Linked DNA regions of Homo sapiens: region 1 is linked to region 2. Evidence: read pairs that join two places in POLR2A ChIA-PET (ENCODE). Cell type or tissue: A673. All regions are shown on one strand. Links, peaks and the distances in the headings refer to the core of each region. The heading gives the core; the rest is flanking DNA. Region 1 holds the start of LOC105376456 (a long non-coding RNA gene). Region 2 overlaps PRTFDC1 (phosphoribosyl transferase domain containing 1).

The links. Peaks named below come from ENCODE experiments on the same cell type or tissue, not always from the same donor. Only the 100,000 strongest peaks of a DNase experiment are listed, where the experiment ranks them.
Region 1: POLR2A ChIA-PET joins it to region 2 with 12 read pairs; 2 of 35 experiments call an interaction of 5 or more read pairs at or near these places.

Annotation. Positions count from the first base shown.
Region 1 is chr10:24,767,997-24,783,803 of GRCh38, reverse strand. It overlaps LOC105376456 (a long non-coding RNA gene), which reads left to right and starts at 5,630. Exons shown (of 3, transcript XR_930757.3): 1 at 5,630-5,852; 2 at 7,153-7,342. In A673, for the core only: no CTCF peak of the experiment used is centred there; no DNase peak of the experiment used is centred there.
Region 2 is chr10:24,913,052-24,928,858 of GRCh38, reverse strand. All of the region lies in intron 3 of PRTFDC1 (phosphoribosyl transferase domain containing 1), which reads left to right. Among named protein-coding and RNA genes, the nearest start is that of PRTFDC1, 32 kb to the left of the region's middle. RefSeq lists a cis regulatory region at 7,322-7,332 and an enhancer at 7,255-7,399. In A673, for the core only: no CTCF peak of the experiment used is centred there; a DNase peak (open chromatin) is centred at 7,328; H3K27ac peaks cover 1,045 bases.

The DNA.
Region 1 (15,807 bases), core at 3,835-11,834, 150 kb after region 2:
AATCTCCAATATTGGAGGAGAGGCCTGGTGGGAGGTGACTGGATCATGGGGGCGGAGTCACCCCTTGCTGTTCTCGTGATAGTGAGTGAGTTCTCACGATACCTGGTTGTTTGAAAGTGTGTAGCACCTCCCCCTTCTCTCTCTTCCTCCTGTTACGGTCATGGCCTTCCACCATGACTGTAAGTTTCCTGAAACCTCCCCAGCCATGCTTCCTGAACAGCTCCTGAACTGTGAGTCAATTAAACCTGTTTTCTTTATAAATTACCCAGTCTCAGGTAAATCACCCAGTCTCTTTATAGCAATGTGAGAATGGAGTGATTTTGCATCATTCATTCTTTTTTCTTTTTGTAGACATGGAGTCTTGCTATGTTGCCCAGGCTGGTCTCAAACTTCTGGCCTCAAGAGGTCTTCTCACCTCAGCCTCCCAAAGCACTGGGATTACAAACGTCAGCTACCATGCTCAGCCTCATTCATTGATATAGTTAAACATTTGTTGAGGACCAGCTCCATGCCCCTGCTGTGCCTGGTAATGAGGATAAGGATCAGACAGTCACTATTCATGGAGTACCTTGAACACCCAGAGGAAGAGCTCATGAAACATGGCCAATGGGAATCATGGAAGACCTCTCGGTGTAGGTGGTGATGGAGCTGTCATGTGAACAAACAGGAGTCAGCCAGGGGCTGAGTAGGGGAAGGGCAGGCAGGATTGTGAAGGTAGAGAGAAACCTTGGCACACACTGAGTATGGAAATTAATTCTTAATGGCAGGAGTGTGGGGTGTATATTAGGAGAATGGCAGGAGATACTGACAAAAGTAAAGAGAGATTTTGAAAACAAGCCTTGGGAGCCATTTGATTTTTTTTTTTTTTTAATTTTTATGCCGGGCAAGATGGCTCACGCCTGTAATCCCAGCACTTTGGGAGGCCAAGGCGGGCAGATCCCCCTGAGGTCAGAAGTTTGAGACCAGCCTGGCCAACAAGGTGAAACCCTGTCTCTACTAAAAAATACAAAAATTATCTGGGCGTGGTGGCACACACCTGTAGTCCTAGCCACTTGAGAGGCTGAGGCGAAAGCATCACTTGAACCTGGGAGGCAGAGGTTGCAGTGAGCCAAGATGGTGCCACTGCACTCCAGCCTGGGCCACAGGGCAAGACTCCATCTCAAAAAAAAAAATTATTTTTAGAGATGGGGTCTTGCCCTGTCACCCAGGGTGGAGTGTAGCGGTGCCATCATAGCTCACTGCAGCCTCAAACTCCTGGCCCCACGATATCTGGCTTCAGCCTCCCAAGTAACTGGGACTATAGGAGTGCACCACCACGCCCAGCTAATTTTTAAATTTTTTGTAGAGTCAGAATCTTGCTATGTTGCCCAGGCTTGTCTCAAACTCCTGGGCTCAAACCATCCTCCTGTCTTGGCATCCCAAAGCATTGGGATTATAGGCATAAGCCACCATGCTTGGCTGGATTTTAGATTTTATCCTGAAGGTATCCGGGGGCTCCTGAAAGATTTTCTTTCACTGGATGGTGACATGACCAGATAAAGCAGACGGACCATATGTCAGGACAACAAAACAATCACACATGGAAGGCCACACATCCTCAGTGGCTCATGTGGGCCCAAAGAAACAGTGTTGCCACAAAAGACACCAACACAAGTTTCAGAAAACTGGATGCTGTCCTTCATTCCTACTGAATTGTATTCTTAGGGGCAGGGAGAGTTGCTTTTGTACTCTGTACTACGAAGAGATACCTGGTCTAAGAGACATGTGGTAGGTGCTCAACAGATGTTCGTTGGATGAATAAATAAAGGAAGGAATGAAGGAATGAACAAATGAGTGGTTCTGCCTTCTGGGAGAAGAGGGAACAGGTATAATCCCTCTTTGATGGGATTTCATATTCGACTTTCCGATACTTGGAGATCACTATTTCTTTTATTTATTTATTTATTTATTTAATTTTTTTGTAGAGACAGGGTCTCACCATGTTGCCAAGGCTGGTCTTGAATACCTGGCCTCAAGCGACCCTCCTTGCCTCGTCCCCCCAAAGCCCTGGGATTATAGGCATGAGCCACTGCGCCCTGCCTGGACTGTTATTTCTCTTTTTTTTTCTGAGACTCACTGCAAGCTCCACCTCCCAGGTTCACGCCATTCTCCTGCCTCAGCCTCCAGAGTAGCTGGGACTGCAGGCGCCCACCACCACTCCTGGCTAATTTTTTGTATTTTTAGTAGAGACGGGGTTTCACCGTGTTTGCCAGGATGGTCTCAATCTCCTGACCTCATGATCCGCCCGCCTCGGCCTCCCAAAGTGCTGGGATTACAGGCATGAGCCACTGTGCCCGGACGATTGTTATTTCTTTAGTCTGATATTTGCAGGTTCTGCATTCTTAGCTCTTTCAACTATTCTTATGTGATGTCATTTTTCCCTACCATCCCTATTGAATTTGTTCTCATCTGTCATATCCCCCCTGGTTAAAATGTGGTCCCAAGAAAGAAACGAAGGCTGAGAGTAGTGGTTTATGCCTGTAATCCCAGCACTTTGGGAGGCTGAGGCAGGTAGATTGCTTGAGCTCAGGAGTTCCAGACCAGCCAGGGCAACATAGTAAAACCCCGTCTCTGCAAAAAAAAAAATACAAAAATTAGCCCAGCGTGGTGGTGAGCACCAGTAGTGTCAGCTACTCAGGAGGCTGAGGCAGGAGGATCACTGGAGCCCAGGAAGTCAAGGCTGCTGTGAGCCATGATGACACCACTGCACTCCAGCCTGGTGACAAGCAAGACCATGTTTCAGAAAAAAAAAAAAAAAAAAAAAGGAAACAAAAGGCTCCAGGGATAAAAAGAAAAAGAGAGAGGCAAAGGCTCCAGGTGAGGCCGGGCGTGCAATGGCTCATGCTTGTAATCCCAGCACTTCGGGAGGTTGAGGCGGGCAGATCACTTGAGCCCAGGAGTTCAAGACCAGCTTGACTAACATGGTGAAACCCTGTCTCTACTAAAAATACAAATAATTAGCCAGGCTTGGTGGTGAGCGCCTGTAATCCCATCTACTCAGGAGACTGAGGCAGCAGAATCACCTGTGCCCGGGAGGCGGAGGTTGCAGTGAGCAAAGGTCACACCACTGCACTCCAGCCTGGGTGACGGAGTTAAGATTCTTTCTCAAAAAAAAATTAATTAATTTTAAAAAGGGTCCAGGTGAGCTCTGGCCTCGGAGAAGGCTCTCAGGACTCTGATTGCTTTTCATCTCAGTTTTACCTAGCAAACACTTAACCCTGGTGACTTATATTGTGCCTATAGTAAATTAAAATCCTGAAATATTTTTCATATATTTCACTTTTATGCCATATCTCCTTCCACAAAAATAAACTAAAATTTTAGCTGGATGTGGTGGCTCATACCTACAGTCCCAATACTGAGGCAGGAGGATTGATTGAGGCCAGGAATTCAAGACCAGCCTGGGCAACAAAGCGAAATTCTGTCTCTACAGAAAAATTAAAAATTAGCCAGGTGTGGTGGCGTGCACCTGTAGACCCTGCTCCTCAGGAGGCTGAGGTGGAAGGATCATTTGTGCCCAAGAGTCTGAGGTTGTAGTGAGCTAAGATTGTGACATTGCACTCAGCTTGGGTGACGGGGCATGACCCTGTCTCAAAAAATAAATAAATAAATAAATAAAATTTAAATATTTCCTCTATTTGGTATATATGGCTTACATCTTTTAGACACAAGTGTAGAGTTCTACATTTAGTTCTTTTTAACCTCAAGTCGCTTTCTTGGACCCATTATTGCAGCCTATTAAGGTCATATTAGCTACATCCTCCAGCTTCATGTCATCTACAGACATGATCAATGTGCAATCAATGCCCTAATTCAAACCACCAGTGGAAATGTTTAGCAGGCTAGATCCTTGTGGCTTAGCAACTAGAAAGTTCTCTCAGGCTGGGCTTTTTCAAACTGTGGTGGTGATCCTTCACTGGATAGTGAAATAATTTTATTGACTGAAAATAGCATTTTTTAAAAATAGCATAGAAAAGAAGAGAGTATGTCAGAATTTATTGCATGTAGTAAGTGCAGGCTTTATTTTGTGAAACTTTTCTTTCAGTCATACACACATACACACACATTACTAAGGTCTATATAACACAACCACAGACAGATACAAATAATATAATTACATGAATCACATAATTAAATTGGAGAATAAATATTGTACTACTTCTTTAAAACATAGTAAATAGGTTAACATAGAAATGAATACAGAGCCCCATTATTACACTTCTAATTCTTGACTTTTTTTTTTTTTTTTTTTTGAGACAGAGTTTCAATCTGTAGCTCAGGCTGGAGTGCAGTGGTGCAATCATAGCTCACCGCAGCCTTGAGCTCCTGGGCTCAAGAGATCCTCCCACCTCAGTCTCCTGAGTAGTGGGGACTACAGATGCATGCCACCACATGCAGCTAATTTTTAAAATGATTTAATTTTTGTAAAGACAAAAATTACTTACAACATTGCCCAGGCTGATCTCGAACTCCTAGCCTCAAGCAATCCTCCCACCTTAGCCTCCTGCATCACTGGGATTATGTATTCATGAGCCACCACCTGGCCCTTAATTCTTGAAAACTAAAGCTCTAATCGTTTAACAATCAAAGAACACTCTTCTATTGACAAGTGTTTTGTAAAACTATATTCTAGAATATTCCAGGGTATTACAGTGTCTCAGGACCACTGTGGAGTCCAATCCCAGTTTAAGTAACTCTACTACTACTCTGTTTTTATATCTGTGGTGCTACATAAGATTTTATTTGGGTAGGGGGGAAGGAGTTTCTCCTGGCTTGAAAAAAATAAAAGGCCAGGTTCAGTGGTTCTACCTGTAATCCTAGCCCTTTGGGAGGCCAAGGAGAGTGAATTGCTTGAGCCCAGGAGTCCAAGGGCAACGTGGTGAGACCCCATATCTCTACAAAAAATACAAAACTTAGTTGGGCATGGTGGTGCACACCTGTAGTCCCAGCTACCTGGGAGTCTGAGGTGGGAAGACCACTTGAACCCGGGAAGTTGAGGCTGCAGTGAGCTCTGATTGTGCCACTGCACCCCAGCCTGGGTGACAGAGTGACACCCTGTCTCAAAAAATAAATAAATAAGAGATTGAAGTCTACTAACAAAGACCAGGCTTCCTAATAAAACTGGTTAGAAAACATCCTTGACTTGCTGAGTTCATAAGCAAATATATTGTCATCAATAAAGTTTTTTTTGTTGTTTGTTTGGTTGGTTTTTTTTTTTTTTGAGACAGAGTTTTGCTCTTGTTGTCCAGGTTGGAGTGCGATGGCGCGATCTCAACTCGCTGCAACCTTCGCCTCCTTGGTCAGGCTTGTCTTGACCTCCTGACCTCAGGTGATCCACCCGCCTCCGCCTCCCAAAGTGCTGGGATTACAGGCATGAACCACCTTGCCTGGCCAGACCAATAAAGTTTTGCCTGAAATTTATGTTAGGACCATTTCTCATGATGACTTATGTCCTTCTTTTCAACCTAAGCAATACGTTTTCTAGATCCTCATGTTCATGTATTGATTAGTAGTAAATTTGAAAATTATTTTTTTTTTGCTGTCAACAAATACCTTCCAGTGGTTGATATTAATAGTTCTGTAGACTCTCTTTGCATGTAATGGTCCTTGGCCTATAACTAGTTTTTCTTTTGTAAGTGTGTCAAACAGCTGTTCTCAGATATTCTAATTTGCTTTCTTCTAGGCATATGGTAGAACTGAACTTTGTTCTACTGAAATTGCTCATTGCCATGTGATTTGCTTTGGCGAATGAAATGAAACTGAAGGTGATGTGTGGACTCTTCTTGGGGGAGGCATTTCATTGCCAGTGACAGGTACCTTACTGCTCCCTTCCATGTCCCATGTTGATTAAGAAAATAACAGAGCAAAGCATTCTTGCAAACCCATGCTAAACATGTAGCATAATGAAAAATAAGCCTTTGCTGTCTTAAGCACCTGAGATTTGGGATGTATTTGTAATTAAAACATAAGCTAGTCCACGCTAATATGTGGTTTATCATACATTTATTTTCCTGTACATTAAGCTATATTTCTTCTTTGTTTTAATTTGTATCTTTGTTTCTATAGTGATAAATGTTGATTATTCTTCTTACAGCTCCATACTATTTATTGGGCTGTAATAATTCTCTCTTCTGATTTTCCAGTGGGTTTTCTTTTTCTGTGAAAGAGTCACATTGCAAGAATCTTTCTTGAATGACTATCAATAGTGGGATACTTGGAAGAAATACTTTTTTCATTATATTTGGCAAAGAAAAAATATACTTCTTTTTAGAGGATCTCCACCCTTCAGCTGCAACTCATTACTGTCTACCTAAATGCGCTAAACTAGCCAGAAAGCAAATGTTTCCCATTACAAATGACATTTATCAGCTAGTCTCAGGAATCAGTTTCCTTCAAAATTGATCTAGTTTGGAAGTCACAGTTATGACTCACTACTGGATCTTTCAGTGCTTTCAAAGTATAAAAGTACAATGGGCGATATGATTAACATTGACCCATTGCATCTTTTGTACGTATATATCAACCATAACATTTATTTCTCCAAGAAGACATATTTTTGGCTACCAGTATCAGAATGCCTTCCTTAATATGTCTGGTAGTCTTTCATTTGCATTAATGCTTTATATTTTGAAGTTTTTCATATAATGTATTCATTATTATATTTTTAGAATCTATTATTTGAGTTTGCACTGTTGCCCATACACCAAATTATATTGTTAAGAAAATGTTTAAGTAAATGCCATCCAGACTTGAAACCTGATTGAAGTATAAGAAGTCCCCAACTTCCATATGGGTTATGTTCTTAAGATTCATAGTCTGCATTTTGGAGCATGGGTGACATTTCCCAGAAATAATAATTCTGAGATTCATCATTAGTTCCCATCCCAGCCATCCAAAGCCGAGATAACCGCTAAAGTAATTGACATACTTCTTTTGTGTGGTCATCTTAGAAGTCTAATCACCATTTATAGTAATGTTTGAGAAAAACAATCCGTTGGCATTAACAAAAGGCATACATTGATTTGGAGAAAATGTTTGTACCCCTAACCTATCGTAGGAGAAGGGAAGAAATGTAAAGCACTAGGAACACATTGTATTTATTTATTTTTTTAGAGATGAAGTCTCACCATATTGCCCAGGCTGGTTTCAAACTCTTGGACTTAAGCAATCCTCCCACCTCGCCTCCCAAAGTGCCAGGAACACACTTATGTCTCTTACAGCCATGGAAACAATGAACTGCTAACATGTGTTTTTAGAAAGAATGTGGAAGTATGGGAACCTCTTCCTTTATGTGGTAATTGAGGTGAGTATCTTAGAACATCTGGTATGGCTTAGGATGGATGGTAAGGTAAAAAGATCTTTATAAATCAGACATTTCTCATTTCAAACTCAATTTCACACAGTGGCTTAAATGATACTTGAAACAGATCCATGTAGAAGCAACATAATGCAAAATTAACTCAAATGGGGTCTCACCTTCTCATTCTGACTTTCTAGTTGTAAAGTATTGATCATAATCTAATAGGACTATAGTCTAACAATAATTTTTAATGAGATGATGCAGCTTCAAAACTTACATTCCAACCAGTCTATCCCTACAGTGCTATGTGAAGAAGGATTGAAATGACTTTGAAACTCCAAAATTTGTCAATGTAGAACAAACAGTATCTGTTTATGTAGTCATAAATTATAGGTGCCCTGGTGTCCTGCCATCTTGACTCAAAGATGAAGTCGTTCAGTATTGAATCAGTAGGAACTTAGACTTTAGGTATTGTTGGCTCCAGTTTGAAAGCTATAAAATGGTGGCCTGCGGACAAGAGAAGGAACTAAAGAGGAAAATACATAACTCATTGAGGAATTTACCCAATTCTGCCTTTGACCATTATGATACAGTGCTATAAACTCAAGAAAAAGGGTTTTTTTTTCCCCTGCTAAGAACATTTTTTTCAAAGGAAATAGAGAATGAGATCAAAACAGTGCTTGAACTTTTGAAATCTTTTAGACACAGCTATGATTCAGGCATTCAATAACACTGACAGCAAAATCCTTCCCACCACGTCTTGAAGAGTGAAACTAGAGTCAACCGTGAGGTTAAATGGTCTTGAGAAGATTATCTTATTATTGTAAAACTGCCTAGAAGATGAATGGAATTTTCTCTAAGTCACTAGTATTAACCTGTTTGCTAAGTTGAATAGAGAATGCCAGGCAGTTTGAAAAATCTGGGAAAAGTTGAAGCAAAAATAAAAAGTAGGAGGTCTTGGCTGTAATTTTGAGCCAGGAGGTCTTGGCTGTAATGTCTCTTCTGTGCTCTACTAATTGCCTGGTCATTTTGACAACTGAGAGTTAATTTACCCTTCTGCAATGATATCTTCTTGGATTACTTGCTCTCTAGCTCTCTTCCAACTTTGATATGTTCATGTTTCAGTGACCTATTACTGTCAGATATAGGCATTTCTAGGTACTAAAAGGTGGACAGTCATTTATATTATGTCAGTGGTAAGTAGCAGTGGTAGCAGCAGGCTACCATTCATTGAATATTTATTACAGGCAAGATTCCATGCTGAGTCCTTTATATGGATTATCTCATTTAATCTTTGAAGTATCAGAGATTTGATATAATTTGCCCAAGTCCTCCCAGCTATAAAATGCCAGATGTAAAAAAGAGTAGGCTGGGCGCGGTGGCTCATGCCTGTAATCCCAGCACTTTGGGAGGCCAAGGCGGGTGGATCACGAGGTCTGGGCGCAGTGGCTCTTGCCTGTAATCCTAGCACTTTGGAAGGCCAAGGCAGGTGGATCACGAGGTCAGGAGATGGAGACCATCCTGGCCAACATGGCAAAACCCCATCTCTACTAAAAATACAAAAATTAGCCAGACGCGGTGCCAGGCACCTGTAATCCCAGCTGTTTGGGAGACTGAGGCAGAAGAATTGCTTGAATCTGGGAGATGGGGGTTGCAGTGAGCTGAGTTCACACCATTGCTCTCCAGCCTGGATGACAAGAGCAAGACTCTGTCTCAAAAAAAAGAGTAGTGGATATTGATCTTCTAGTCACTTGCTCAAAAGTTAACTGCCATAACAGCTTTGAATGAACACATAAATCTAATATATCCATTCTTTCTGAAAATCAGATGTCTTGTGTGTGTTGGCAACAGATTTTTGTTTAGGTGACATATGGATCTATTCATAGGTATTATGTGCACCACCTCGTGATTCACTGTTCGATAAATTTAAATTTTCATTAGCTAACTTAAAAACTTAATTCCTCTGTCAGTAGCCACAACTCAATGCTCAGTAGCCACATGTGGCTAGTGGTTACCATATTGGGTAGTGCAGATATAGAAAATTTCCAGCAACACAGAAATTTCTACTGGACAGTGTGGCTCTAGTGACTTCATTCTAATTCTCTCTTCCCTGCTCCTCCCAATGTCTCAGTTTTGTCTTAAGGTCAGCTTCATTCACAGTAGCAACAATAGCTGTAGAAGTAAAAACCTTCCCATCCCATCTAGAGGAAGAATTTTCTTTTGGGGTTGTTAGAAGTGTGAGGGAACTTTTTTCCCAGAAGTTTCATTATAATATTGTTATGCCTCATTGTTGCAAATGTGATTATATCCATATCTGAGTAATCCTTATGGCTAGAGAGATAGGATGTTCTGATTGGTTTAAGCCAATCAGGTTCACCCCTGGGGCAATTTCACTGTAATGACTACAATTTCATGGCTGCTATCCGTTGGGTTAGCAAAAAGATTCCTCCAAAACAAGTTGGAGTGCTTTAAACAGAAGAATGGAAGATAAATTTTGGTGAGCTCCATAAAGATATCCACCATACCTTTCATTTTTGCCATTTTTCTAAATCAATGTCAAAGGATGTGTTAAAATGCTGTGCTGAATGTCTCAGGACTCAGGCAAGAATGTAGCCTGAATTGTTTCCATAGTCCCAACAGCAAATTTTCCACTCCATACAATGGCCCTCCAAACTAACTGTTCTGTTTCAATATGGCCCAAGTCCTTAAAATAGTTTTAATGTAGACTATATTAAAAGATATGTATCTAAAAATTAGCTGGGCATGGTGATGGGTGCCTGTGATCCTAGCTACTCAGTAGGCTGAGGCAGGAGAGTCGCTTGAAGCTGGGAGGTGAAGGTTGCAGTGAGCCCAGGTCATGCCACTGCACTCCAGTCTGGGCAACAGAGTGAGACTCTGTCTCAAAAAAAAAAAAAAAAAAAAAAAAAGAAAGAAAAAAAAAGAAAGAAAGAAAAAGGAAGAAAGAGAAAAGGAAACATATGTATTTTTGGGTAAGTATCATAGGAATTATTGAATGCACCATAATAATGGATGTTCAAGTTCAAGAGTTTTGCGGAGACCCAAGGAAGAGACACAGTGAATGGGCAACCTCCCAGCTATGCTTGTGCATAAACTTGGGTAACTAAATTAACCTTCACTAGTTAGGGTTTTGTGCCACATTTCTCCCTCTGATACCTACAATGTAAGTCAATACAATAGCCACCATACATACCCCAGGTCTCTGGGTCTAAATTAATGTTTTCTAAAGCTCGTTGGCACTCTAGACTAGAGAATCTTTCTTAAGGTGAAGGATATTGTTATCCATTTTCCCCTAAATGGGAAGGAAATGGTGTCATTAGTCAATAAATACATTTCTTTCAAGTCTTTGCTTTCAGTTTTAATACATATGAAAACTGTGACTTCTTTTTCTTGTTGTTGTTTTGTTTTGCCGAGACAGAGTCTCTCTCCGTCACGCAGGCTAGAGTGCAGTGGCGCGATCTCGGCTCACTGCAACCTCCGCTTCCCGGTTTCAAGCGATTTTCATGCCTCAGCCTCCCGAGTAGCTGGAACTACAGGTGCATGCCACCACGTCCGGCTAATTTTTTTATATTATTAGTAGAGACGGGGTTTCACCACCAGACTGGTCTCAAACTCGTGACCTCAAGTGACCCACCTGCCTCATCCTCCCAAAGTGCTGGGATTACAGGCGTGAGCCACCGTGCCTGGCCTTATTTTGTTTTTAAAAGTTATATAAATGTATACCACAAGAGGAATTTTCCAACCTGGTCCTTCCTTAAATATAAATATACAAAAGAAGAATCCACACTAGTCTGTTTACAATGTAGAACAAAAAAAAAAATTGAAAAAGTCATGGTGATGAGTCCAGAATGTCCAAGCCAGTTTTAAGTCAGCTGGCCTTTGAGTTGCTAAGTGTGTTTATTTTTTCCATTCTCCTCTGAAACCATAGTTGCTACAAAATCCCAGAAACAGAACTGCAGTGAATCTACAGAACTACTTTATTCCATCAAACCCCAGTCAGCAAACTGTGATTAAATGGGTGTGAAGAATAAAACAGCCCAAGATTCCTAAAATGTCACATATTTGCAATTTGACCAAAATGGAACTGAGCCTGTAGGCTTGTCTCATTACTTTTTGGCAAGGGAAAAGGGAATATCCATGGAAATGCTCTTAAAATTGTCCTTGTTTTCTTTTGAAAAAAAAAGGCATCTATTTATAAAATAAATTTTTATTTTTATTAATTATTATTATTATTTTTTAGAGACAGAGTCTCCCTCTGTCACCCAGACTGGAATGCAATGATGCAATCATAGCTCACTGCAGCCTTGAACTTCAAGGAATCCTTTCACCTCAGCCTCCTGAGTAGCTAGGCCTATAGGAGCAAACCCCCATGCCTGGCTACACTAGTTTTTATTTTTTGTAGGGACAGAGTCTTGCTATGTTGCCCAAGCTGATCTCAAACTCCTGGCGTCAAGCAAATCCTCCTGCCTTGACCCTCCAAAGCACTGCAATTACAGGTGTGAGCCACCATGCCTGGCCCCTATAAAAATAAATTTTAAACCTAGAAAAAGGTGTTAATATACGCACAGAACAGAGGCTCTCAAAGAAGAATCAACCTACTCAAAACTTCGGTGTTTGCTGGATGTGGTGGCTTATGCCTATAGTCCCAGCACTTTGGGAGGCCAAGGTGGGAGGAGGACCACTTGAGCCCGGGAGTGCAAGACCAGCCTGGACAACATAGTGAGACCCAGCTGTATTTTTTAAAAAATTAAAATATATTTTAAAAAAAAACTTTGGTATTAGAATTATGCTTGGGGCAGTAGTGAGACAACTAAGCTTACATTTTAGAACATGTATTTGCCTTTATTGACTGCATTATAAAGAGATCTCTTGCCCTTAAAGTGGCTACCCTCTTTTCGAGGTCTACACACTAGCTCTTTCAGGACAATAATTGCAACTCTTCTCTGAACTAAATGAACTTGCGAGCTTCTCTAGACTAATAGAAAGTATTTCAATGACACTTGCTTATGATGGGGTCAGTTCTTCCTACGTAGAAATGCCCATTACAGAAATAAGCAGACTCAATATTCTTCTCACAGATGCTAACAATGGATTCCGTGGGTAGAACCGTTATCTTCTTGTTTGTTTGTCTGTTTATTTGTTCTAGTTTTTGAAAATGACAATAGCACACATGATTGTCCCATATTAGTTCCTTATTTAAGGCAGAAACTAAGTCCATCAGCTTAACTATCTCCAATGTCTTTCTTTTTTCTTAAGGTTAAAAAAAAAAGGAAATCAGAAAGTCAGAATTCTCTGCACCCCTCATTGCACACTTTTGCCTTTCAGGATGCATATTTGACAGTCTTGGAACAAAAGACATGCTGTTCCAGGCCTTATAGTACTATATAGTGCACTCATAAAATGTTACTCACCTTTAAATAGTCTTGTATGACTTTCAGATAATAACAGTAAATCACTAATTAGATGAAGAAAGAAAATACATATATGTCTTAATCAAGTTTAAACCTAAACAAATATAGAGCATGTTTAATTTACTTAAAGAATTGGCGAGGAAAAGTTGATGTACTTGTTAGTTGTATCTGCTGCTCTAATAGAAAGAGAAAGCTCCTAAAAATATTTATTAACCTATATTATTTTAACCACCACCACCCTCTAATGATGATCAGATTCAGAGTCTTTTCTCTTTCGAAGTCACTGACAAGAGCCGGCAGCATCCAAAATGAGTGTTTCCACAGGTTTCCTAGCAAAACAGACAAGAATGACATGAGTGAAAACAGAATATAGGCCTGAGAACAAATCTATTTTTCTGAAGAATGTTACAAAGAACAGGATGTAGTGTGATGTTAGGGGACATTGTCAGGAATGTCATTGGAGTGGAGACCTAGTTCTGGCACTCTAGATGCCAACCTTTTCACTTTCAGAGCGCTGTCTTTTCCTTTCCTTTACGCTCTCTAGAGTCTGCTCCCAACTCTGGAAAACTTTACTAATCCATATCCTTTGTTGGTATCCTTCTGCCTCCTAAAGCTTATGCCCCCAAATCTGTCTCTTTGGGATTCTCCACTGTGTTGTCTACCTCTCTCTCTCTCTCTCTCTCTGTCTCTCTCTCTCTTTCTCTCTCTCTCACTAACCTCATCAGTATCCTAGAACTAAATGTCCCCTTTAGGGGCATGATTCTCACATCAGTGTCTCTAAACCACTACTCAGTTCTGAGATCCAGAACTACATTTCCAATTGCCTGATCAATAGATTCACCTACAAAGCGCATAGGTAAACGACACTCAAGATTGATAGCTACCTCCTCAAAGCAGCTCTTCCTGTTAGGTTCCTATTTCTGTGAATGGCACCATTTTCCTCCTAATTCTCTGCTCCCAAAATGTCAGTCAGGTATGTCACTGATTTCTCTATTTCTTCTCATCTCCGATTTCTGTTGTACTGGTTTTCCCTCTACAGAATCTTTTGTATCCATTTCCATCCCGTTTTTAGGTCACTGCCATGGTTCAGTTTCACCTTGCCTCCTGTCTAAACTATTACAGTATATATTAAATCATCACATGTACACTTTAAATATATATAATTTTTATTTGTCAATTATACCTTAATAAAGCTGGAAGACAAAATAAAATAAACAATTAAAGTAGCCTACTAACTGCTGTCCTTATGCCTGGTCTCTTCTAATTTATTCACCATATGCTGCCAGAAAAAATCTTCCTAAGGCATAACTCTACATATATCATCCCCCAAAACAAATACTTCTATTTATTTTTATTTATTTATGTATTTATTTATGTAATTTTTTTGAGACAGGGTCTCCCTTGGTTGCCCAGGATGCTGGGCTGTAGTAACACTATCACGACTCACTGCATCCTCAACCTCCCAGGCTCAAGTGATTCTCCCATCTCAGCCTCCCGAGTAGCTGGGACTATAGGTGTATGCCAGCACGTCCAAGTCGGGGGACTATAGGTGTATGCCCAGCCAATAAACACATTTGAAGACTCCCATTTGCACATAAAATTAAATTCATACTTCTGCTTATCCTAGTTTCATTTTGTTTATTTACTTATTTATTTTTTTGAGATGGAGTCTTGCTCTGTCGCTCAGGCTAGAACGCAATGGTATGATCTCAGCTCACTGCAACCTTCACCTCCTGGGTTCAAGCAATTCTCCTGCCTCAGCCTCCCAAGTAGCTGGGATTACAGGTGCCCATGACCACACCCAGCTAATGTTTTTTGTAGTTTTAGTAGGGTCATGTTGGTCAGGCTGGTCTCAAACTCCCGACCTCAGGCGATCCACCCACCTCAGCCTCCCAAAGTGCTGAGATTACAGGTGTTAGCCACTGCGCCCAGCCTCATTTATTAATTAATTCAATGAATATTTATTTTTAAATGCCATAAACACAACAAAAAGTGAAAACGAGTGATTTCTGCCCTCACTGAATTTTCAGTCTCTTGTGGAAGATAAACATTACAGATATAGGCTTAAAAAAAGTTAATTCGAATTGTGAGCACTTTATGAAAGAAAAATAAAACTTATCTTGAAAGATTTAACCTGGTCTGAGAAGACTCTCTTATCGCAGTTATATATACATATACATAATATATGTGTAGCGACTTCGGTTTTCTGAAATCTTCTGCTCAAAACTGACCTTTAATTCAAATTGAACTTCTCAGCCCTTGATTAGGCCTCCTTCTGTGCTTTGTTCATGCTGCAGCTTTTCTTTATAACATATCCTATATATCCTTCAAATCCCACCTCTTCCTTGCAGCTCTTTTAGTAATTTCTTCTATATACTGTGAGTTCTTGCTCCTTAATCCCCCAATCACTTTATATTTACCTCTCTTCAGATGTGTGTATGTGAATGATCCAATAATCTTGTTAAAACCGTACTATTTGGAGGATACAAGGTCAATATACAAAAATCAATTGTATTTCTAGAAGTAATTAGAAAATTAATGTTATAAAATCCACTTAAAATAGCATTTAAAAACAAAACAAAACAAAACCAGAGACTTCTGTTTCCAGCCCAGATAGAGAAATAGAAGTTGATTTACTCTAACACATGAAGCAACCAAACAACAACAAGACAGATGAAATATATGAAATAATAGCTTTGAAGGCACTGAGTAGAGGCAATGAAGGACAGTGATCCCTGAGAAACAGTCAGTGAACAAGTCGAGTGCTACAAATGCTCGTTTTACCACTATGAGAAAGTTTAAGAGTTTCTAGGCTGCAACATACAGAGAAACCAGGCAAAACCCAGTGAACTCCTCTAATTGAGGAGATGAAATTGAGAGTCCACAAAGACAGTGGAAGCTAGAGTGTTGAGGACAGAGTAATGGAGAGGAGACTATTTCATAAAAAAAGAAATCCAGGCTCCACACAGTGGCTCATGCCTGTTAATCCGAGCACTTTGGGAGGTCGAGGCAGGAGGATTGCTTGAGTAGGAGTTTGAG
Region 2 (15,807 bases), core at 2,897-10,896:
TCACCGTGTTAGTCAGGATGGTCTCTATCTCCTGACCTCGTGATCTGCCTGTCTCGGCCTCCCAAAGTGCTGAGATTACAGGCGTGAGCCACTGCGCTCAGCCGAAAGCTTCTTTTTCTTGGCACGGTGGCTCACACCTGTAATCCCAGCACTTTGGGAGGCCGAGATGGGCCAATTACCTGAGGTCAGGAGTTCCAGGCCAGCCTGGCCAACATGGTGAAACCCCATCTCTACTAAAAATACAAAAATTAGCTGGGCGTGGTGGTGGGCACGTGTAATCCCAGCTACTTGGGAGGCTGAGGCAATAGAATCACTTGAACCCGGGAGGTGGAGGTTGCAGTGAGTTGAGATTGTGCCACTGCACTCCGGCCTGGGCAACAGAGCGAGACTCTGTCTTAAGAGAAAAAAAGAAAAAGAAAGCCTCCTTTTCTTTCTGAGACAGGAAATCTGTGTTTAGCAGAGTCTCACCTTGGGCTTTGGGTGAAGAAAAAAGACTCCAATTCTTTGAAGATAGTAGAAGAGTTCCTCAGTTGTGGGGGGGTGCCAGATGGGTCCAAAGTAGGTTTATAGGTAAGCACATGCACACACACATACATATTTTTAAGTAAAAATGGAGAGGAAAAATAAAGAAATAGGAAAATAGAAGAAAATAAAGGACTAGAAGAGGGAAGATGAGAGACCACAAAAATTCTAAAACTTACCATATTTCACTAAATCTAAAGGCATCATAGATTGTTACTTTATGTACCACTATGAAAGAAAAAATGCTCTAAATTAAGCCATGATTTGACATGGATTGTATGTAAGATGCATCTTGATTTGGGAGATATTATAACAAAAAATGTGTAACTTGGAGTTAGTGAAAATTGGTAGCGCCTCATCTTTTTCAGCAATTTTATTTGCAAGTGTTCAAATAGCTGAAATATAACAGAAAACATTGTCTTTACTCTTTGGTCATTTAAAAATCTTGGGTCCTGTGCCGGGTGCAATAGCTCACGCCTGTAGGATCCCAGCACTTTGGGAGGCTGAGGCAGGCAGATCACAGGGTCAAGAGATAGAGTCCATTCTGGCCAACATGGTGAAACCTCACCTCTACTAAAAGCACAAAAATTAGCTGGACGTGGTGGTGTACACCTGTAGTCCCAGCTACTCGGGAGGCTGAGGCAGGAGAATCTCTTGAACCCAGGAGGTGGAGGTTGCAGTGAGCCAAGACTGCGCCACTGCACTCCAGCCTGGTGACAGAGCAAGACTCTGTCTCAAAAAAAAAAAAAAAAAAATTGGGTCCCGCAATATCACTTCAATACTCTTTTGCAAACAGTTGGGTATTTCCTTTGAAGCTACAGATTTTTTCCATGTTAGTGTCTAAAATATTTTTTAACATCCTCAAAACATTTTTGCAGACTTCAAAGGGAGAGTTATTAACTAAAGAGTACATCAGGAATAGGCCTGGGTGGTTTGAATCAGTTCATATAAATCATTAAAAATTAATCAGAAGTATTTATGAAAACCAGAACATAATTTCTCTGTGACCTCTGGATAGAAACGCTGAAACATCTGTCTTATTCCTATGTGTACTGAAACAAAGAGTATTGACAGTCCTGTTTTCTCTTTGACTTTTGGTTTTTAAGAGGTATTTATGATGGGCTTTCAGCAGGGCATGGATGAAGAAACTTGGCATGAAACAAATATCTAGTTTGGCCTAAAAAGAGATCATCTAGCATTGCTCTAGGCAAGTTTACTCTGAGATAGTTAATTCTATGAAGTGAAATTTTTTTTTAAAGTGAAACCAAAGCCCATTTATGTAATAAGGTTAATCTCAGTATTTTTTGTTATCACTCCTTACAGCCTTTTTATTTTATAAATATCCATGCATTTTCTTGACATACATTCTTCATATTCAAATTTATTCCTCTAGAGAGATTCTCATTAGAGTTTGTTTTTCCTTGTGAAAAGCAAACACTGAGAGGGAAAATAAGAGAATGATGCAGAAGGAATTATTAAATTATAGTATCAATCCAGTGTTGAGAGATCACTCTGGGGACAGAGCTGTGCTCAACTTAGCTGACTGCAACAGGCTGGGGTTGAATCCAGGACCAGGAACAGGACCCGGCCCTGGAGCAGACATCTCGGGGAATGGACTCACTCTGCTACAGATGTGAGTTGAAGTCCAGTGCAGCAGGGGTCATAAGTAGTTGAAAGATGGATGAAATGGCCGGACGCAGTGGCTCATGCCTGTAATCCCGGCACTTTGGGAGGCCGAGACAGGCAGATCACTTCAGCTCCGGAGTTCGAGACCAGCCTGGGCAACATGGTGAAATGCCAGCTCTACTGAAAATACAAAAATTAGCCAGGTATGGTGGCGGGCGCCTGTAGTCCCAGCTACTCAGGAGGCTGGGAAGGTTGCAGTGAGCTGAGATTGTGCCACTGCACTCCAACCAGGGTAACAGAATGAGACTCCGTCTCAAAAAAAGATGGATGAAAGATCACAGCCTTCAGAACTCCAAGTATTAGGTAGCCAGTATCAGCCCACTTGTGTATGTTGGTACCACTGCTAATAAAACATAATATTCACTGAGTACTTAGGGCCAACTATTGTCCTAAGTGCTTTATATCTATTAGCTTATTAAGCCCTTGCAAGATCCTTATAAAGTTTCACAGGTAAGAGCATGGAGGCCAGAGGGGTTAGCTGGGTTCCCAAGAACACACAGCTAGAAGTGACATCCAAACTAGGTCCTTTAACACCATGTCTGTCTCCTGGATCTGTGGAAGAGGAAAAGGACTCCAGTCCCTAGGAGGTGGACTGGCAGGAGAAGAAAGCCCTCTAGTTCTGCAGGAGTACTGGGCAAGTTCCCAGGAAGAGACGTGGGCACAGGACAAGGGACAAATCCAGAGCACACAGTGGATACTGGAACTTGGGAACAGAGCAGAAAGACCAAAACCATTGTGAGAGGCATAACATTCAGTTGCTGGGCATCAGACTCCAGTTGGCTGCCTAGCAGTTCCACAGAGTTCCAACCCCACCTAAGGTCGGATTTCTTCCTAGCGATTTGATGAGGTCGAGCCAGTAGATGAAGTGGGGATAGGATAGGGAGCAAGTGACTTAACAGTTAGGAGGGAGGAAGCTGGAAACTAGGAAGGGTCAGACCCACAAGAAAGTGTATGTGTTATTAGTATTAATCACAACAGATGCCTGAAGATTTCAGTTGTATTTCACGTTGTCTGCATTTCCTCCGTTTATCATTTGAAAGCTTGCTGGTCCCATGAAACTTAAGCATGCTATGTATATATACAAAAAATATGCTTGTATTAATCTGTTCTCATGCTGCTAATAAATACATAACTGAAACTGGGTAATTTATAAAGGAAAGAGGTTTATTTATTTTTTTAATTATATTTTAAGTTCTAGGGTACATGTGCACAATGTGCAGGTTTGTTACATAGGTATACATGTGCCATGTTGGTTTGCTGCACCCATTGACTCGACATTTACATTAGTTATTTCTCCTAATGCTATCCCTCCGCCAGCCCCCGACACCCCCTCCACAGGCCTCAATGTGTGATGTTCCCCGCCCTGTGTCCATGTGTTCTCATTGTTCAACTCCCACCTATGAGTGAGAACATGCAGTGTTTGGTTTTCTGTCCTTGTGATAGTTTGCTAAAAATGATGGTTTCCAGCCTCATCCATGTCCCTGCAAAGGACATGAACTCATCCTTTTTTATGGCTGCATAGTATTCCATAGTGTATATGTGCCACATTTTCTTAATCCAGTCTATCATTGATGGACATTTGAGTTGGTTCCAAGTCTTTGCTATTGTGAAGAGTGCCACAATAAACATATGTGTGCATGTGTCTTTATAGTAGCATGATTTATAATCCTTTGGGTATATACCCAGTAATGGGATCCCTGGGTCAAAGGTATTTCTAGTTCTAGATCCTTGAGGAATCACCACACTGTCTTCCACAATAGTTGAACTAATTTACACTCCCACCAACAATGTAAAAGTGTTCCTATTTCTCCATATCCTCTCCAGCATCTGTTGTTTCCTGACTTTTTAATGATAGCCATTCTAACTGGAGTGAGATGTTATCTCATTGTGGTTTTGATTTGCATTTCTCTGATGACCAGTGATGATGAGCATTTTTTTTTCATGTGTCTGTTGGCTGCATAAATGTCTTCTTTTGAGAAGTGTCTGTTCATGTCTTTTGCCCACTTTTTGATGGGGTTGTTTTTTCTTGTAAATTTGTTTAAGTTCTTTGTAGATTCTGGATATTAGCCCTTTGTCAGATGGGTAGATTGCAAAATTTTTCTCCCATTCTGTAGGTTGTCTGTTCACTCTGATGATAGTTTCTTTTGCTGTGCAGAAGCTCTTTAGTTTAATTAGATCCCATTTGTCTATTTTGGCTTTTGTTGCTGTTAGTCTGATGGGCTTCCCTTTGTGGGTAACCCAACCTTTCTCTCTGGCTGCCCTTAACATTTTTTCCTTCATTTCAACCTTGATGAATCTGACAATTATGTGTCTTGGGGTTGCTCTTCTCGAGGAGTATCTTTGTGGTGTTCTCTGTATTTCCTGAATTTGAATGTTGGCCTGCCTTGCTAGGTTGGGGAAGTTCTCCTGGGTAATATCCTGAAGAGTGTTTTCTAACTTGGTTTCATTCTCCCCATCACTTTCAGGTACACCAATCAAACATAGATTTGGTCTTTTCACATAGTCCTATATTTCTTGGAGACTGTGTTCGTTTCTTTTCACTCTTTTTTCTCTAATCTTGTCTTCTCACTTTATTTCATTAATTTGATCTTCAATCACTGATATCGTTTCTTCTACTTGATCGAATCAGCTATTGAAGCTTGTGCATGCGTCACGAAGTTCTCGTACTGTGGTTTTCAGCTCCATCAGGTCATTTAAGTTCTTCTCTACACTGTTTATTCTAGTTAGCCATTTATCTAACCTTTTTTCAAGGTTTTTAGCTTCCTTGCGATGAGTTAGAACATGTTCCTTTAGCTCAGAGAAGTTTGTTATTACCGACCTTCTGAAACCTACTTCTGTCAACTCCTCAAACTCATTCTCTGTCCAGTTTTGTTCCATTGCTGGTGAGGAGCTGCGATCCTTTGGAGGAGAAGAAGAACTCTGGTTTTTGGAATTTTCAGCTTTTCTGCTCTGGTTTCTCCCCGTCTTTGTGGTTTTATCTACCTTTGGTCTTTGATGTTGGTGACCTACAGATGGGGTTTTGGTGTGGATGTCCTTTTTGTTGATGTTGTTGCTATTCCTTTCTGTTTGCTAGTTTTCCTTCTAACAGGCCCCTCAGCTGCGGGTCTGTTTAGTTTGCTGGAGGTCCACTCCAGACCCCGTTTACCTGGGTATCACCAGCGGAGGCTGCAGAACAGCAAATATTGCTGCCTGATCCTTCCTCTGGAAGCTTCATTCCAGAAGGGCACCCACCTGTATGAGGTGTCTGTCGGCCCCTTTTGGGAGTGTCTCCCAGTCAGGCTAAATGGGGGTCAGGGACCCAATTGAGGAGGCAGTCTGTCCGTTCTCAGAGCTCGAATGCTGTGCTGGGAGAACCACTGCTCTCTTCAGAGCTATCAGACGGGGATGTTTAAGTCTGCAGAAGTTGACTGCTGCCTTTTGTTCAGCTATACCCTGCCCACAGAGGTGGAGTCTAGAGAGGCGGTAGGCCTTGCTGAGCTGTGGTGGGCTCTGCCCAGTTTGAGCTTCCCAGCCACTTTGTTTACATACTGAAGCCTCAGCAATGGTGGACGACCCTCCCACTGCCCAGCTACAGCATCACAGGTTGATTTCCGACTGCTGTGCTAGCAGTGAGCAAGGCTCCATGGGCATGGGACTGCTGAGCCAGGCACAGACAGGATGGAATCTCTTTGTCTGCCAGTTGCTAAGACTGTGGGAAAAGTGCAGTATTTGGACAGAAGTGTACGGTTCCTCCAGGTACAGTCTGTCACAGCTTCCCTTGGCTAGGAAAGGGAAATCACCCAACTCCTTGTGCTTCCAGGTGAGGCAATGCCCCACCCCACTTCGGCTTGCCCCCTATGGGCCGCACCCACTGTCCAACCCGTCCCAATAAGATGAACCAGCTACCTCAGTTGGAAATGCAGAAATCACCCATCTTCTGCATCAATCATGCTGGGAGCTGCAGACTGGAGCTGTTCCTATTCAGCCATCTTGGAAGCGACCCAGGAAAGAGGTTTAATGGACTCACAGTTCCATATGGCTGGGGAGGCCTCACAATCATGGCAGAAGGCAAATTAGGGGCAAAATCATATCTTACATGGTGGCAGGCAAGAGGGCATATGCAGGGGAACTCTCCTTTATAAAACCATCAGATCTCATGAGACTTATTCACTATCATGAGAACAGCATGGGAAAACCCCACCCCTGTGATTCAATTACTTCCCACAGGGTCCCTCCCATGACACATGGAGATTATTACAATTCAAGGTGAGACTTGTGTAAGCGCACAGAGCCAAACCATATCAATGCGGTAATCAGTTTAACTGATATATACCTGATCTTTTCCAAAAAGGATCTAATGATGTATTTTATTAATTATGCCCAGATAATTTCTCATTTTCTGCAGGAAAATAATTGCAGGCAGCAAAATATTAACAATTATCCTTATTTTATGTTAGGTTATTTTTATCAACATTTTGTAACTGATATAGAATGTAAAATTTAGCATCAAGACCAGGAAAATCTTTTTGAGATTACATATTCCATTTGTATTTTATAAAACACATGAACTTTAAAGTCTAGGAAAGTTACCAGGAAATAATTTGGATTTGGTGGGAAAAAGCAACACAGTTGGATATATAATAAAATGGTTTGGGGAAAATATTTATGGAAAAATAATGCCTTTGACAATTGTTTATGATGCTCATTGTACTATAATAAAGTTTGAGTTTAATGGTTTTATTGTCGTTTTAACCCATAGTGTATATTCCTTTCTTGCATGAGTTTGCCATTATTAAACACAGCATTATTGTTAATCACTCAGGTAATTCAACATGCTTACAATCTGTAGCTTTCAAGGACAAGAATTATTTAATTTTCTACTTATTAATTTGGGATTCATTTGGAGGAGGACAGTTTTGACATTTTTTTGTTTGCCTAGCTTTTTTTTTTTTTTTTTCCTAGAGAACAGAAATGAACTCAAACAGACATTGACAAATAGGAGAATAATGTCATTAAAAACAGGATGACTCTTGGTGAGGAAAAGGGCACAACAGTACGTCAAGGGCCCCCACAGCCCACGCCACAGAGAGGAATGACTAGGCAGGAGTGGAAAGGAAAAGGCCAGCAGTTGGTGATGAGTCAGCAGTACTTTTGCTAAAAATGCTAATCTAATACAGCAGTGGGAAGTGTTGGTTAGCATGTGATCATCGAGGCCTGGAATGACTCCTTCCTCTCTGCAGCTCTCAGGAGTCCCTGTTGAAGGACCGGGATGGGGGCTTTGGTGCCCTATAGACCTCTGTGTGTTGTTTTGGGGTGTGGATCCTCCTCTAATTAGGAAAGATAGCTAGAAGGCAGGCTCAGAAGTCTGCCCCAACTCACACTTCCAAAATTCACATTGGCGTGTGTAAGAGATCTGAGAAATGAAAATGTGTGATATTCTCCCTCATCTTCATATTAAGATAATTTCTTAGGACAAAAATGATTTTTAAACATACCCCTTACTCCAGCGATATCTGAGCCCTGATCACTCAGGAAGTGATAATGACACCTTTGTTTTTTGTTTTTTTGTTTTTTTTTTAATCACTTGTAACCGCTGTGTTGTAGGCAGGGAAATACTTAACCATGAAAGTGACATATTCTTGTTTTATTCCTATACTTAAAGCAAAAGCTACTTACTTTCAGTGTAGGTCAATTTAGATCTGCAAAACAGAATACCATTTTAGATGCTTTGAGGCAGTGTTCCTGTAACAGAATTGTTAGTAATTTTAGAAGATTAGTGAAATATTTTATTTTGAAAACCATTATGGAATTCCATGTTTGTTTCTTTTAATGGATAAATTTAAATATATATCAAATGGATAGATTATTGTAGACTTTTTCAGGGATAGTTATTTTTCCATCAGCAGTACTGTTAGACTACTCTATGCAGAATACATCTACTAGAATGACTTATTTCCTTTTTTGAAAAAAAAATTGAATTTTATTTTAAGTTCCAGGATACATGTGCAGGACGTGCAGGTTTGTTACATAGGTAAATGTGTGCCATGGTGATTTGCTGCATCTATCAACCCATCACCTAGGTATTAAGCCCCACATGTGTTAGCTATTTATCCTGATGCTGTCGCCGCATCTTCCATCCCCAACAGGACCTAGTGTGTGTTGTTCCCCTCCTTGTGTCCATGTGTTCTCATTGTTCAGCTCCCACTTGTAAATGAGAACATGTGGTGCTTGGTTTTCTGTTCCTGCATTAGTTTGCTGACTATAATGGCTTCAAGCTCCACCTATGTTCCTGCAAAGGACATGATCTCCTTCCTTTTGATGGCTGCATAGTATTCCATGGTATATATATATATACACACACATATATATATACACACACACTCATATATATATACACATATATATATAACATTTTATTTATCCAGTCTATCATTGATGGGCATTTGGGTTGATTCCATGTCTTTGCTATTGTGAATAGTGCTTCAGTGAACATAAGTGTGCATGTATCTTTATAATAGAATGATTTATTATATTCCTTTGAGTATATACCCAGCCATGGGATTACTGGGTCAAATGGTATTTCTGATTCTAAGTCTCTGAGGGATTGCCGCACTGTCTTCCATAATGGTTGAACTAATTTACATTCCCACCAACAGGGTAAAAGCTTTCCTATTTCTCCATAGCCTCACCAGCATCTATCGTTTCTTGACTTTTTGATAATCACCATTCTGACTGGCATGAGATGGTATCTCATTGTGGTCTTGATTTGCATTTCTCTAATGATTTGTGATGTTGAGTTTTTTTTCATGTTTGTTGGCCACTTAAATGTCTTCTTTTGAGAAGTGTCTGTTCATGTCCTTTGCCCATTTTTAATGGTTTTTTTTTAATGTAAATTTGTTTAAGTCCCTTGTAGATTCTGGATATTAGCCCTTTGTCAGATGCATAGATTGCAAAAATTTTCTCCCATCTATAAGTTGTCTGTTCACTCTGACAATAGTTTCTTTTGCTGTGTGGAAGCTCTTCAGTTTAATTAGATCCCATTTGTCAATTTGTGCTTTTGTTGCAATTGCTTTTGATGTTTTTGTCATGAAATCTTGGCCCATGCCTATGTCCTGACTGGTATTGCCTAGATTTTCTCCTAGAGTTTTTATAGTTTTGGGTTTTCCATTTAAGTCTTTAATCCATCTGGAGTTAATTTTTGTATAAGATATAAGGAAGGGGTGCAGTTTCAATTTTCTGCACATGGCTAACCAGTTCTCCCAGCACCATTTATTAAACAGGGAGTCCTTTCCCTATTGCTTGTTTTTGTCTGGTTTGTCAAAGATCAGATGGTTGTAGATGTGTGGTCTTATTTCTGAAATCTCTATTCTGTTCCATTGGTCTATGTGTCTGTTTTTGTACTTGTACCATGCTGTTTTGGTTACTATAGCCTTATAGTATATTTTTAAGAGAAAGACTTATTTCTAATATATCCTAAGATATCTTTCTAGTTTATTAGTACCAGGTATAGGATTTTAAAAGTTGAATTTGATTTACTTAAACTAATAATAATATATTGATTGATTACTATTGAAAGTACTATTTTAAGTGCCTTATAAATATTATTTCATTAGTGCCCACCACAACCTGATAAGTAAAGTAATTTATTATCCCCATTTTACATGTAAGGAAAGTGATCCACAGACAGTTTAAGATAGAGCTGGCCGAGAATGGGGCTAAGATGTAAAACTACACAGGCTGATTCAAGAGCATGGAGGCCACAGTCTTTCCACACTGCTTCCCAGAAGGAGGGCCCCATTACCACCGTTCACTTTGGCAAGGAACTCATTTTTATGGGTTTTCCTTTGTTCATTTGTAAAATGATGAGGTTGGATTTCAAGATCTGTAAGGTCCCTGACAGATTTGAAGTTATATTATCTTTAATGTCTTGGAACGTCTATTGAAAAAGGACAGATTGGACCAGGCATAGTGGCTCACACCTGTAACCCTAGAGCTTTGGGAGGCTGAGTGGGGAGGATTGCTTGAGCCCAGGAATTCAAGACCAGCCTGGGCAACATAGTGAGACCTAGTCTCTACAAAAATCTAAAAATTAGCCAGGCATGGTGGTATGCATCTGTAGTCACAGCCCTTGGGAGGCTGAGGCAGGAGGATCCCATGAGCCCAGGAATTCAAGACTGCGGTGAGCTATAATCCTTACTGTACTGTAGCCTGAGCAACAATGTGAAACCCCATTTCTTAAAATAAAAATAAAATAAAATAAAAAAGATATTAACCACACATATTTGATTTGCATTCTCCACTAAAATGACATGGATATATATAATATGATATGATATGATATGATATAGTTAAAAGTGACCTCATATGACAAACTGGACAAGAGAGAAGACAGCAGGTCCAGAGAACATGAATGTAATGGCATGGAGATAAGTTGGACCCAAGTGCCTGCAATGAATGACACCAAAGAAGAACCCAGTTAAATGAGGCCTTGAGAGACTTAGTGCTCCAGCAATGTCAGGGACAGCAGGCAATGAGATGATGTCATTGTGAAGATCATTGGGACTCCCTGGTCCTCCACCCCACTTCCATTGTTGGAAGTCAGGTGACAGCTCTCCTCCCCTCCCACCCAGCCTCATCCCCTTCTACCACTATTGCAGGAAACTGAAGATTAATTTTTCAGAAAAAAATGAACCAAAAAAGTACCAAAAACACGGACACCAGGTAAAACAGAGGCCTGGGGAGATCCAGCTAAACTTTTTATATGAGATTCTGAGACCATCAGCTCTCTTCCTTAGCAGCCGGGCATGTGACCACTCGTAGCCCCCACCAATGAGGCACTGAGGTTTGACAGTGAATGTTCTTTGAGGAAACTGAATGGTTGTAAAGAAAAGACCTCCATCTATTGCATTTGGGACTCCCCCACTGAAAAGGACATCTGTCTCCATGGGAATCCACTAGTAAATCCATCTGTCATCAATCTCTGCCCCCTGATGGACACATAACTCTTTCCCATCAGCTCTTTTGGTGTCTCACTTAGAAGCAAGGAGCACAGTGTCTAGCATGAAACACCAGATGAAACAGAACAAAATAAAACTAAAAAACCCTAAAAAAGGAACCCCAAGAAAATAGAGCGAGAACAGAGAACAGAAGAAAACATCAAAATATTATGTTTAACATTCCCATGGAGAAAGAATAAAATCTTGGTATCTCTAAAGTAAGAACAAGAGTCTGTAACAGAATAAGAGAAGACAAATAAGAGGAGAAGAAAAATTTCTCGGAAGTTAAAAAAATGTGTACTGCAACAGACACACTTGCTTTTTCTATCCAACAACCATCCCTACCCCCACCACACTTTCTGCATCCCATTGCAGAGGCTGCTCACACCAGCGGCTTGCTTTCCCAGCCTCCCTTGCAGTTAAAAAATGGGGCATTTGACACAGTAAAGGGAAGACTGCTGAGAGTCCTCCCAGAGGGAATGGTTTACTTCCCTGATGAAAAGTAGATTATGGGAGGAAATCTCGCTCTCTTTAGCAAAATGTTATTTTGTCTTTAAGTGACTCCTGGAACTATGGCAATCTCCTTGGGTCATTGAAAAGACAAGCATATGAATGCAGCTAATTACTGAGGATGGCAAAGGGGAAGGGGACAGAGCCTGGATCCTCGAATACACCATTGAGCTGAGGATCTACATACAGGGTAATGAGAAGATACACATATATGGTAATTGGACTGTAAGGGAAAATCTAAAGTTTAGGTGGAAGAGATAGCCTTGTTGGGAAAGAGGTGATGTTATTGAGGGTTCCAACAAGCCCTAAATTGCATAGCCCATTCACTCGCCAAATAGTTACACTCGTATGTCAGGATTTTACATTCTAGGTAAAACAGACAGGAAATTGAAAATAAAACAAAACGAGAAAAGAAGAAATATGCCAAAAAGTGGAAAATGCTGTGGAGAAAAAGAGACAGAGTAGGCTGGAGGGGTTGTGGGGAGTGGTCAGAGAAGGTGTAAGTAGCGCCATTGAAGCAGAGACTTGAAAGAAACAAAGGCTCCCCATGCAGACAGGGGAAGTCAGTCCCAGGAAGAGGAAGCAGCAAGTGCAATGGCCCTTAGGTGGCAATGTGCTTGACACATTTGAAGAAAAGCAAAGGAGGCCAGAGAAGAGTGAGAAGAAATTAGTCAGAGGTGACTTGGAGAAATAATGAGAGGTGAAATCTTGTAGATTCTGTCAGGCCACTGTATGGAGTTAGCCTTTTTCTCTGAGTAAGTAGGAAGATTTCACTGGGTTTTGAGCAGAATGTCATTATCTGACTTATATTTTAAAGAATAAGTCTGTGTGTGGTGCTGAGAATAGAATGAAAGGGGTAAAGGTTGAGCAGGGAGATGGCTGAAAAGATATTGCAGTAATTGCAGTGAGAGATAACGATAGCTGGAACCTGGATGGTCACAGAGGAGCTGGTGAGCAGTATTTGGATTTCTGTATATATCTTATAGGTAAAGACAAAGCCATCACCCATACGTGCTGATGAATTTTACATTAGTGGACATTGACATGGCTGTAAGGTTTCTGGCCTGAGCAAGTGTATAAACTGAGTTGCCATTTACTAAAATGGGGAAGATTGTGAAAAGAGGAGCTTTGGAAAGGAAACCAGGGGTGTGGTTTTGGAATATTTTTCCTCCTAAACATCCAAGATAAGCAGGCAGTTGGATATACCAGTCTGGAGTTCAGGGAAGAGAGGCAGAGGATTAAGATGTTTGTTTAAACGTGGTCAATGTATAGAAGGGATTTAAAGCCGTGCTGAAGAATGGGTCATCCAGGGAGTGAAGGTGGATAGAGAAGAGCTCTAAGGACTGATACCTGGAGCTTCCCACTATTTGGAAGCTGGGAGGACAAGAAGAAACTAGTAAAGCAGTCTGAGGAGGAGCAACCAGGGAATCATGTCCTGGAAGCTGAGTGAAGCAAGGGCTAATCAGCCACTGAATGCAGTTAATAGAACAAGTAAGAAGACTGAATGTTGACCACCATAGTTAGCAAGATGGATACTGTTGTTGACCTTGATAAGGGCTCAAGTGTCTTTAAGAACAAAGAACCAGTCAGGTTCAGCCAAGGATGATGTGTCAGCAGTAGCAGCCTCTCTGGACACCCAGTTATGGGAAGTGGAGTGAAACAGTGAAATGACCCCTTGCCTAGGGAGTGGGCACAATTCCAACATTGCCTATAGGGATATGGAAGCCAAATGTGAGAAATGGTCATGAAAAGGAACATAAGAAGCTCTGATTTTACCATTTAAGTCAAGCAGTTATGCCTTTTGGAGCTGTTATTTATTTGGAAGCACATTAAAGGAAGCTAGAGGACCCATTTCCCTGTCCAAATGTCAGGAGTCTTTGAAAAGGCAAGCATAATGAAGAGAATATGGAAACCATAAACACAAACTTTAGAATAAAGACGCATCTGGTGCAAATTCCAATATCACATGCTAATTTTTGATACCAAGTTACTGAACCTTTCTGAATCTTAGTGTTCTCTTCTATAAAATAAGGCTAGCCATGTGTGTCTCATGAGATTGTTTTTTTCAACTTTCATATTAAATGCAAGGGGTGCATGTGTAGGTTTGTTACATGGGTATATTGCATGAGGCTGAGGTTTAGGGTTCGATTGCACCCATCACCCAGGTAGTTAGCATAGTACCCAGTAGGTAGTTTTTCAACCCTTGACCCCTATGAGAAGATTTTTTTATGAGTAATAATTGGATGGCATATGGAAGGCCCCTAGAACTGTATCATCCAAACAGGTGACCAGCAAGTGACAACTTTGATTATTCTTACATCTTAGCTAGGCCTGAGGTAGAAGCTACTTGTTTTAATGTGAGAAAGATGAAGCATTTGTTGACATGAACCTAGTCAGAGAAGGAGTTGGCTAGAGCTGTAGTTTTAATAAAGTTCTTTAAAAGGCATTTATTATGGCCTAGACCTTGGAAGAAACAGAGCAGAGGTCTCAAGGCCTTATTTTCTTGATATATTCCAAAATAAATCTCACTGACTTCTCTTAAACTCTGCCCTTCAAACCAGATCGTAGCATGTATAAGGTTAAGATAATATCACACCCATGGGATGCTGAGGGCAAAAAAGTTCACCTTGCTGCCTGAGAGTGTGCCAGATGCCAAGAAGTACATCTTTGTGAGGCACAAAATGGCCTTAAGCTCACCTTTCTTCTGTGTTTTTCTTCTCAACCTTACGTATTTTTACATTAGAGCTCTCAGTACACATGGGTGTTGGCTTTATTCTCCCTAGTTCACAAAATAGAAAGCAGATAGCAAATGCCTAAGAAATAATTTTTTGAGAGTACACTATGACTCTCTTTTTATTTTCATAGTAACTCAGACCAAATTGGAATACTTCTAGTAGAAATAGTCACATTCCTCACTCTTGAATAAAATATTTAGATATTTAGCAAATGGATTCTGTGTCCTAAAACAATGTTTACTTGTGGCTATGATTAACTACATTTTCTTATTTAAATATATGATTTTGAGTCTTGGTTCTATGATTTATTATTTATTTTCTATCTGATTTGACTGTGAAACTTGATGGCATGAAAGCACTTTGGCCAAGAAATTCATAGGGCAGTGTTAGTTTTGGATTTCACTTTTCCTACTAGAGTTCATGGTCATTCAGTTTATCAATGTACAAAAAATTAGACAAAGTGGATATTTCCCAGAAGTCAAGCAATTTCCCCAGAGGGAAAATAAAATTTCATCAGTCCCTGAATTTAAAAATCTCCAAACCCCATTTAAAAATAACCATACAAATCCTGTTTCTCCACATAAGACTCAAAGATTTGTTTGTGCATCTTGAATCTACAACTGCTTTGTGTGTTTCCTGACCTTTACTTATATAAGTTCTAGTCCCCATTAGAGGTAAATGGATTCTAAAGTTTGCTTTAAAATCATTGCCAAAGTGGCCTTATCTTTATTAGTTTCTGACTATATAATCTGAGTGAGAATACATTGTAATAGGGGCATTGAAAAATCACTGAGATTAACTTGAAAGGATTATTTCTGGCAGAGATGACAATTTCTAAATACTGAGATAAGAGATATTAAGCTTAACTTGATTCTAACCTCTTTGTTGTCATGATCATGGTGGAAATTTACTTAACCAATTCTCTGGGACAAAGAAATTGTCAGTTTGGGCCTGAAATAGGTTACAGTGTTAGGAATTACAGTAAGAAGCATGTCACTAATACCCAATAGAGAACTTTCTTGCAATTTAAAACTGTGCAATGAATCATCTTATAAACCTAATAAATACAGATGCAGTTACCCAAAGGGTCAGCTAAAAGAACAGTAAGAACCTCAAGACTGCCTGACGTTATTCCTTGACAATATTACACCTTCCAAAATGATAGCTAACCTAAGTGAACCAACATGGGGAAGCTAATTACAAGGTTATCTCAGCTTTGGCATTGAATTATTCTGCTCAGTGACTTTGCTGTGAAAGCTGGGCAGCCCTAGTGAAGTTCGTGTTTTCTCCATAAAGTGGCTGCCATTTCAATGGCTGATGGGCTTAAAACTTTTAGTTGCCATACTTGAAATCCATTGTATTTTATTTGGTGAAAAGAT